Linked DNA regions of Homo sapiens: region 1 is linked to region 2. A link is an interaction called in ENCODE POLR2A ChIA-PET data of the cell type or tissue named here. Cell type or tissue: A673. All regions are shown on one strand. Each heading gives the region's core, and the rest is flanking DNA. Links, peaks and the distances in the headings are about the cores only. Region 1 overlaps TBC1D15 (TBC1 domain family member 15). Region 2 overlaps TBC1D15 (TBC1 domain family member 15).

The links. ChIA-PET counts read pairs that join two places held together with the same protein. Peaks named below come from ENCODE experiments on the same cell type or tissue, not always from the same donor. Only the 100,000 strongest peaks of a DNase experiment are listed, where the experiment ranks them.
Region 1: POLR2A ChIA-PET joins it to region 2 with 6 read pairs; 4 of 35 experiments call an interaction of 5 or more read pairs at or near these places.

Annotation. Positions count from the first base shown.
Region 1 is chr12:71,906,396-71,911,781 of GRCh38, reverse strand. It overlaps TBC1D15 (TBC1 domain family member 15), which reads right to left. Exons shown (of 17, transcript NM_001146213.3): 11 at 4,644-4,760. Among named protein-coding and RNA genes, the nearest start is that of TPH2, 30 kb to the left of the region's middle. In A673, for the core only: no CTCF peak of the experiment used is centred there; no DNase peak of the experiment used is centred there; H3K27ac peaks cover 1,698 bases.
Region 2 is chr12:71,844,207-71,849,592 of GRCh38, reverse strand. The region is part of intron 1 of TBC1D15 (TBC1 domain family member 15); the gene reads right to left. It also overlaps the pseudogene MRS2P2. Among named protein-coding and RNA genes, the nearest start is that of TBC1D15, 7.1 kb to the right of the region's middle. In A673, for the core only: a CTCF peak has its summit at 3,042 (motif pointing right); a DNase peak (open chromatin) is centred at 3,062; H3K27ac peaks cover 1,443 bases.

The sequences.
Region 1 (5,386 bases), core at 253-5,252, 62 kb before region 2:
TTTTTTAAATTATACTTTAAGTTTTAGGGTACATGTGCACAATGTGCAGGTTAGTTACATATGTATACATGTGCCATGCTGGTGTGCTGCACCCATTAATTCATCATTTAGCATTAGGTATATCTCCTAATGCTATCCCTCCCCCCTCCCCCCACCCCACAACAGTCCCCAGAGTGTGATGTTCCCCTTCCTGTGTCCATGTGTTCTCATTGTTCAATTCCCACCTATAAGTGAGAACATGCGGTGTTTGGTTTTTTGTCCTTGCGATAGTTTACTGAGAATGATGATTTCCAGTTTCATCCATGTCCCTACAAAGGACATGAACTCATCATTTTTTATGGCTGCATAGTATTCCATGGTGTATATGTGCCACATTTTCTTAATCCAGTCTATCATTATTGGACATTTGGATTGGTTCCAAGTCTTTGCTATTGTGAATAGTGCCACAATAAACATACGTGTGCATGTGTCTTTATGGCAGCATGATTTATAGTCCTTTGGGTATATACCCAGTAATGGGATGGCTGGGTCAAATGGTATTTCTAGTTCTAGATGCCTGAGGAATCGCCACACTGACTTCCACAATGGTTGAACTAGTTTACAGTCCCACCAACAGTGTAAAAGTGTTCCTATTTCTCCACATCCTCTCCAGCATCTGTTGTTTCCTGACTTTTTAGTGATTGCCATTCTAACTGGTGTGAGATGGTATCTCACTGTGGTTTTGATTTGCATTTCTCTGATGGCCAGTGATGGTGAGCATTTTTTCGTGTGTTTTTTGGCTGCATAAATGTCTTCTTTTGAGAAGTGTCTGTTCATGTCCTTCGCCCACTTTTTGATGGGGTTGTTTGTTTTTTCTTGTAAATTTGTTCAAATTCATTGTAGATTCTGGATATCAGCCCTTTGTCAGATGAGTAGGTTGTGAAAACCTTCTCCCATTTTGTAGGTTACCTGTTCACTCTGATGGTAGTTTCCTTTGCTGTGCAGAAGCTCTTTAGTTTAATTAGATCCCATTTGTCAGTTTTGGCTTTTGTTGCCATTGCTTTTGGTGTTTTAGACATGAAGTCCTTGCCCATGCCTATGTCCTGAATGGTAAGCATTCTTATACACCAATAACAGACAAACAGAGAGCCAAATCATGAGTGAACTCCCATTCACAATTGCTTCAAAGAGAATAAAATACTTAGGAATCCAACTTACAAGGGATGTGAAGGACCTCTTCAAGGAGAACTACAAACCACTGCTCAATGAAATAAAAGAGGATATAAACAAATGGAAGAACATTCCATGCTCATGGGTAGGAAGAATCAATATCGTGAAAATGGTCATACTGCCCAAGTTAATTTATAGATTCAATGCCATCCCCATCAAGCTACCAATGACTTTCTTCACAGAATTGGAAAAAACTACTTTAAAGTTCATATGGAACCAAAAAAGAGCCTGCATTGCCAAGTCAATCCTAAGCCAAAAGAACAAAGCTGGAGGCATCACACTACCTGATTTCAAACTATACTACAAGGCTACAGTAACCAAAACAGCATGGTACTGGTACCAAAACAGAGATATAGATCAATGGAACAGAACAGAGCCCTCAGAAATAACGTCGCATATCTACAACTATCTGATCTTTGACAAACCTGAGAAAAACAAGCAATGGGGAAAGGATTCCCTATTTAATAAATGGTGCTGGGAAAACTGGCTAGCCATATGTAGAAAGCTGAAACTGGATCCCTTCCTTACACCTTATACAAAAATTAATTCAAGATGGATTAAAGACACAAACATTAGACCTAAAACCATAAAAACCCTAAGCTATTTTATTTTATACATTATGTTCTTTGGGGTATGTCATGGGTTGTAGGGGGTGGAATTAATGTACAAATTCCTTTTAATTAAAGAAAGATTAAATATATTTAAATTGGCATTTAGTGATCTCAGAGTCTGCAGTACAACTGAATGATGCATATCTTAATCAGCACCAGTACAATTTCTAAAGTACTTCCCTAAAATTACTTCCATAGCAAATTTGTTTCAGTGTAGGCAGTGGGGGGCAGGCGAGAAATGAACACCTTATCATCCTACTGTACACTTGCTTACACCAAAAAGAAAAATTTAAACAACATATAGTTCAATTTTCCAGGTTACTGAAGCTTATCCTTTAGAGTATCAAATTAAAAAACAAAAATCTTGAGGATCAGAAATCATTCTTAAAAAACATTAGACACTCTCCTAATTTAACCTTTCATTGATTATTCAGTATCACCATTACATACCCTGCAATGATACCACCCACAGAAACTTTCTGTAGTATCCGCATTCACTAACTCGAAATCACCCTTCCTTAAATTCTTTTGTCTGCTTTTGATAATTTTTGTCTCACTCCTCCCTACTGAGACTGTATTCAATGCAAATACACCTATACCTCACCTATGGGTTAAGAAGCCAAACTCCATATAATGAAATCACCTACAAGACAGAGTAAATTTACAGTCCAGGTTGCTCTGCTATGAGTAAAGAGTAAGAAATGTTGTCTATTGCTTTTATAAAAAGTATCTTGGCTTCTATAAGGCCAGTTATCCACAGGAAGCTTGACTATGTTTCAGGTAACTGAAATGTCTATATAGAAAGAATGTGACATTAGTATAAACAAATGGAGATGGTAAGTTATCCAGTTAGCTGGTTTGGGACAATGTCCTAAGAAAATTAAGCATTCAGGAACTCCTGCTACAGAATACATATGAATTTCTATCTCAAAATTACCATCTGAGAGAATGGAGCAATGCCTTCTGTTCCCAAGGAGAATGGTCCTATTCCCTACAGTGGTAACAGAAACTAAAATAAATGGCAAGAGTTTGAAGCGCTGAAGGTGTAGAGGTAAGAATTCCAGCCTGCAATAAAAACCTGGGTCTCTACTCCCAGACCAATTATTTACTTGTGTGACCATAAGTCACACTCTGAATCAAAATAACCTTACTCATAAAGTGAGATTTCCCCACTTTTTCAAAAGGCTGCTACGAGAATTAAAAATCAAATCAAGTATGAAAGCACTCTGTAACCTGAAAAGCACTCTATTAATATTCTTGCAACAATTCAATCTGAAGCTCATTATAGGTTCTCATAGACAGGACTGACTACATTTTAAATTTTAAAGAAAACTCTGCAACTTTTGACTTACTGTCACCAAAGAGGCTGATACCTCAAGATCAAAACAGAGATTATATCTTCCCCTAACTTACATATGGGAAACCAAGAGAAATTTACATATTTATGAACAGTGAAGAAAATGTGCCCATAATTCAAGGTTCATTTAGTTTTAATGTGCTAAGTATCCAACCACCTTCTCTAAAGGATGTCTCAAGCGTTACTAATCTAGAAAACATTATTTCCACTATCCTTTAGCTAGAAGCCACTCACATAGCAGATAAGTCAAACATTTCTAGTATTTATACTTATTTAAAGGTTGATGGTTAGACAAGCTGTTGGTTCTTTAAATAAATATCTTAAGTTCTCTTGCCCCTTAAAATAATGGTTCCTTAAGTTTTCTACCCCTTAGCGTCCCTCCCCCAGGTAATTTCACACTTCTACTTCCACCGTCAGTTCTTTTTTTTCCTTGAGACAGAGTCTCGCTCTGTCACCCAGGCTGGAGTGTAATGCGGCGTGATCTCGTTTCACTGCAACCTCCACCTCCCAGGTTCAAGCGATTCTCCTAACTCAGCCTCCTGAGTAGCTGGAATTACAGGCGTGTGCCACCCAGCCTATCTAACTTTCGTATTTTTAGTAGAGATGGGGTTTCACCATGTTGGCCAGGCTGGTCTTGAACTCCTGTCCTCAGGTGATCCACCTGCCTTGACTTCCTGAAGTGCTGGGATTACAGGCGTGAGCCTCCGCACCCAGCCCCGGCATCAGTTCTTACAACAAATTTCTGGTAAAGAGATTTACCAAAAAAAGAGTAAGTTCTACATGCCCTACAAAATTTTTGCACTGCTTGTCTAAAATATCAAATCAGTATTTTTCTTCACAACGGGAAAAGCATATCAAACAACGGTTTGCAAACTTTCTCAGTTCATGGTTATCATCCTTAGTATCCCAGCAATTTTTCCCAAGGCACTCCTAAGTCTCAAAGAAATAACAACTCCATTTATTAAGCAGTTAGGTCAAAACAACTGAATAAGTATTCATATCCTATGTGCTTATCACCTACTGAGCACTACAATACTTCTCAAACCTTAAAATTCAACTGGCTATCACCATCCTCATTTATTTTCATCATTTATTTTTACACAGTACTTATCACAGCAAGGCCAAAAACCCAGCTTTGCAAAGATATAACTTCATCAAAAAGAATGTAATGATCTAATGTTAAAACCTTTAGCTATTTCAGCTAGTAGTTAGAGTGGTGTCCTATAGATGTCTTTATAATTCCCTTAAAAATTTTAAATATCCCATGGTGCTCCTGTTAGTTTGCTGCAGCAACCCAGGGCTCCTTGGTTGAGAACCATAGCCTTGTAAGTTTCCAGTCCCCTGGAGAACAAATTCTCTTAAAACTAGGCCTACAAAGCTATTACCCATGTCTAACTGGATTAAAAATGTAAACTCTAAAGTAAATATATTTACATCTTTTAAAATTAGAACTTTAGAGAACTTACCTAAATCAAAATCATACATACAGTAGGTCATCAAAATGTCATGAAGTAAAATCAACCCTGGATTATCTTGGCCTTCATAAAACTTGTTTGTTCGATCTGTTCTGTTAACATCTTTTTCTGAAGAGGAAAATCATCACATATTTGAAAAGCTTCCAAAAAACAGATTGTGATAAAGCTCACATCTTACAAGTACAGAGTCATTTTTCTTGCTATTAATTTCACTCACCAAGCTTTACTTAATGAAGAAAAAATTCATCAAATTCTATTTCAAATATGCAATAAAGTAACATTTCAGAATTTTTTCAAGAATCAGTCCTCCTCATGGGCAGATTTTAAAATATTTTTCAATTATTATCTAAACATAGAAACCTTTTAACTGCATAGTGGAAAACATTTTCAATGAATTAAAAGCAACACTAAGTAATAATTTGCATTAGCAACAAAAATGCCAGTCATTAATGCATGTCATAGATACCAGTACTTGAAAACTAATAAAAAAAAAAAAAAGCTACCACCTAATCAAGCATAATCAAAGAGATTTGTTTCATTCACAATTACTGCATTTATTATAAGAAGTATAATCAAATTCTTTGTCATGTCTCAATCATCTTTAGGACAAATTATTTCCTTATTTTCATATCTACAACATTTACTTTAGATGTCATTATAAGTTGGAAATGACTTCATGAGAAACAGATTTGGAAACATCATCATCAATGTGTCCAAAGTTGCACCGACAATTC
Region 2 (5,386 bases), core at 58-5,057:
TCACAAAGTATTATTTTCATCAATCTGGACAGCCACTGTAACGTGATAATGAAGTTGAATCTACAGCTGACCATAAGAACCTTCTCTCTTTCGCTCTTTGGAGTAATGGAAGTTGCTTTTGGAATGAGTTTGGAATCTTCCCTTGAAGAGGCCCATGGAGTGTTTTGACTGATTACAGGAATTATGTTCATGGGAAGTGGCTCAGCTGGAGGCGCCTGCTTTCATTCCTTGGACAACAGCTAGAAGCTCCATTGCCTCCTATGATAGCCTCCTTACCTAAAAAGATTCTTCTGGCAGATAGAAGCGTGGAACAAAGAACAGTCTCAGACCTGATGCACTTGGATCAGGCAGGAGTATCCTAACAAACCATGAGGAACAACCCTATGGACACTGAAGTTTTTTGTTTTTTTTTTGTTTTTTTTTTTTTTTATAATCACAGTTAACTTCTGATACTTTTATTATTTTCTTGTATGGAGTCAGACACTTGAAAAAAATTAATATCTGATGACAAAATATTTTGGCAGTCACAATACTAGAACTTGATTGCATTTCCAGAATTCTGAGTTAAAGAAACAAAGTGTTTGCTTTGTAACAGGCCAAAATTCTATTTCCTGCAAACTTTAAATGCTGTTTTTATAGACATGATGTGAGGCAACAGAAGAACAGACAGTTGTATAGATTTTATTTAATTTATACATAACAAGAAAAGTATAATTTCAGGCTGAATGAAGCCTAGGAGCTTGACAAACCCATAGGAAGCCATAGTTCTTTGTTACCACAGGGAATTACGTCCAAGTGAATTTCCTGATTCTCAGGTGACTAAAAAGCTAGCACTCTATGTATTAACCTTAAAACAAACTCTGAAAGTTTATGCTTTAAAAAACAAACTTTGACATAACATTATTTTCTTAGATTTGGCCCCCCTTTTATATAAGATGAATAAAAATAAATAATTTTTTTAAAAAGACCCAAATGAACTTGTATTAAAAGGATTTGTATCCAGAATATAAAATCCAGGACATAAAAAGAACACTAAAAACTCAGTGACAAAAAAACACAGTTTGAAAAAAAATAAGCAGAAGATTTAAACAGACACTTCATCAAAGAAGATACAAGGACAGCAAATAAGCACATGGAAAAATACTCAACACCATTAGTCATTACAGAAATGTAAACTGAAACCATAATGAAACACTATTACACACCTATTAGAATGGCTAAAATTAAAATGACTGACATTAAATATGGGCAAAAATATGAAGCAACTGGAACTTTCATACACTGCCAGTGGAAATATAAAACACTACACCTACTTTGGAAAACAATTTGGCAGTGTGTTAAAATGCTACACACACAACTAATATATATGATCCAGCCACCCCATTCCCAGGTATCCAATCAAGAAAAATGAAAGCATATTTTCATAAAACACATATACCAATGCTCAGAGCAGCTTTAATTTATTTTATTTATTTGTTTGTTTTATTATTTTTTCGAGACAGAGTTTCGCTCTTGTTGCCCAGGCTGGCGTGCAGTGGCAAGATCTTGGCTCACCGCAACCTCTGCCTCCTGAATTCAAGCGATTCTCCTGTCTCAGCCTCCCGAGTAGCTGGGATTACAGGCATGCACCACCATGCCCAGCTAGTTTTGTATTTTTAGTAGAGACAGGGTTTCTCCATGTTGGTCAGGCTGGTCTTGAACTCCTGGCCTCAGGTGATCCACCCACCTCGGCCTCCCAAAGTGCTGGGATTACAGGTGTGAGCCACGGCACCTGGCCTAAGAGCAGCTTTATTTGTAACAGTCAAAGTGGAAATAACCCAAATGTCTATCAAACACATGACTAGATAAACAAAATGTGGTATACCCATACAATGAATATTATTTGTGGGGTTTTTTTTTCGAGACAGTCTCGCTCTGTCACCCAGGCTGGAGAGCAGTGGCACAATCTCGGCTCACTGCAACCTCTGCCTCCCATGTTCAAGCAATTCTCCTGCCTCAGCCTCCCGAGTAGCTGGAATTACAGGCACATACCACCACACCCAGCTAATTTTTGTATTTTTAGTAGAGACAAGGTTTCACTATGTTGGTCAGGCTGGTCTCGAACTCCTTACCTCGTGATCCACCCGCCTCAGCCTCTCAAAGTGCTGGGATTACAGGCGTGAGCCACCGTGCCTGGCCCAATGGATATTATTTGGAAATAAAAAAAAAACTAATGATACATACAACACCATGAATTTCAAAATAATTATCCTGAATAAAGAAAGCCATACAAAAACAGAGTATATACTATATAATTCCATTTATATAAAGTTCTAGAAAATTAAAACTAATTTATAGTGACCAAAAAATGCTCAGTGGTTGCCTGAGGACACATGGAGTGATGGTACAGTGAGTCACGAGAAAACTAACAGAGGTGGTGAAAACATCATTATCTTAATTGTGTTCATGGGTTCATGGTGTACACAAATGTCAAAGTTGTATACTCTAAATACATGTGGTCTATCATATCAATTGTATCTCAAAAATAGCTGTATAGGCCAGGTACAGTGCCTCACCTGTAATCCCAGAACTTTAGGAGGCCAAGGTGAGCGGATCACTTGAGGCCAAGAGTTCTAAGCAGACGGAGCAACACGGCAACACTCCATCTCTACAAAAAATACAAAAACTAGCTGGGTGTGATGGTGCATGCCTTTAGTCCCAGCTACTCAGGAGGCTGAAGTGGGAGGATCACTAGAGCCCAGGAGGCGGAGGCTGCAGTAAGCCGAGATCACACACTACACTCTAGCCTGGGCCACGGACCAAGGCCATGTCTCAGGGCAAAAAAAAAAAAAAAAAAAGCTGTATAAAAAATAATTTACATAGAAAGTCCATTGTTGTAAACAGTAAAAACCTAATTAAAAATAAATACATACATACATGAGGACATTCTCACTAAAAAGAAAGAAATTAGTCCTGCCTCAAAAAAAAATTAACAATCATACCCTCACTTAGCTGGGAATCAGGTGTTCATAGGAAGCAAAATATATCAAGAGCATTCAAAGACTTGCCACTTGGTGGTGCTAAACTGACTGTATAAAATTCAATTCAACAAACTTTTATGAAGCAATTATGTGCCAGACATCATAAAGAACAGAGAAATTAAAAGGTATTAGAGTTCCTTGCTTGTCTGTACCTGGCAAAATTATTGAAAAGGTAAAGAAGGAATATTCTAAGTGTAAAAATACTACAAAAAAAAGGAGGAAAGTTTTCCTTTTGGGATAAAAATGTCTCATGCCCTCCAGGCTCTTATTTATTCTTAAATATTTGCTAAGATGCCCAAGCAGATAAGTACATTTATAAAACTTCCAATGATGGCCTGCTGAAAGCAACAGAAACTGTATTTTGTTTTTCTCCTCTAGCAAAGGAGCTATGTCAGATATACCTTATTAAAAGAGTTCTGGTGACCACAGCAAACATTTTAGAATAAATTTTCTCACCTCTAATTTAGCAAAAGTTTTAATTAAAAAGCAAAAATGAGGCAGAAAAACAGATAAATTCAACTTTTAGACAGAATGAACTTTTGCACAATCCAACTCAAGAACATCCTTCCTGACACAAAGAGCTGGAAAAAATAAGGAAGTTTCACAATACAGTAGTAATTTTTTATACTGTCCCTACACTTAATACTGAATTTTTACTTATATTATGATTATTATAATTTTTATTTATTTCCAAAAATGGAAGATAAAGGAAAAATTCAACCCAAATATTTTAAATGTAGCAGTAAGTTCAGGGTAAAATTATTGCCCTAAATCATTCTCCAAACTTGGAAACCCATCACCTATCATACACAACATGCATTCTTAACTTTAGCAATTATGTGAACTTACAGGCTAATATAACAACCAAAAAAGGTACAAAAGTTCAGTTTCTTTCAAAACTATTTGGCATACAGATGATAATTTGAGCATATGGTTCCAGAAAGCATCCCCAGGAAATGCGAGACTGAGCATCCTAATGGGCTCCACACCCAAATATCTAAGCACCTACTTGGTATCTCCATTTCAATAAGGCATCTTAATCTCATGTGTTCTATCTAAACCTGCTCTTCTTCTATATTCCCAATTCTGTCAAAGATATCTCATCCACCCACTTATTCTAAATGCTTCTTTCACCATCCAGACCCTATAACCTAAGTCCCTCGAACCTTCTCCTCTGACACTGGCCCCTTATCATTTCTAGCCTAAGTCACTAAAATAACATTCTGATCTCTCTTCTTCTGATCTAGTCACCTTCCAATAATCTGCCTAAGGTGCATAATGTATAACCACTGCCCAAACTAACCTTTACAAAATGTCCATCTGGTTATACCACACAGGGGCTTAAAAATCTTCTGACTTCACCCTTTACCTCTACAGTGAGGCTATACTTCCTGATACTCCCCAACACATAAAACATTTCTGCCTTGGGCCATTGTGAACTCTGTTACCCAAAAGCTTTGTACCTTTTTTCAGGTGTATTCTGTTCCATCTACCTGGAACACCCTTTTATCCTTTCTCTCTGCAAATAACTTCTACTAAATCCTTCAGAAAAGAACATAAGCAATAGCCTGCCCAAATTCTTTGAACTACTCTCCATTCCACTTAATCTGATTTAGAAGTTTCTTTACTCATGCATTCAGCACATTTATGAGCACCAACCACATGCTGGAAATAAAAGGTGTCAGTGGCAAAAACACACACAAGGAAAAGTGTCTGACTAAACTAGCAGTATTATGTAAGCCAGTAAATCAATGTATATAGTAGAGTGTAATAGAGGAATGCAGAGAATCCTGAATGAGGTACCATTTTCAGTTACTTCTTCAATAAATATACAGTAAACGCCTACCATGTGCCAGGTACAGAGCAAGCTACTAGGTGTAAATAAGTAAGATTCAGTCACTGCCTCCACAGCAGTTACAATCTAATGGGATGACAAGAAAACAGACAATTACAACATGTAATTGTACCAACAGGCTGCCACAGCAAGCCCTAATAAATGCTATCTTACCTAGATTTAGGAGGCTCAGGCAGAGTGAGAATCAGGAAAACTTACTTAGAGCGACATATAAACTGAGATCTAAATAATGGCAATTTTAATTAGTAGAGGGTATAGGGAAGCAGAGGATATATGTTCTTAGCAGAGGATATATTTTATACAGAGCAGTAGTTCACTGCATGATTGAAACCCAAATACCAGAGAGTAGAGTCTAAATAGTTTAGAAACAAAAACAGAGACCAGATCAGATCATAAAGGGCTGCATAAGCCATGCTAAAGAATTTAGGAGTTTGAAATTTATCCTGAAGACAGACAAACGCAACTAGAAATTTGCCTTTTCTAAGCCAATAAAGTGGCTGCAGGGCCAAGA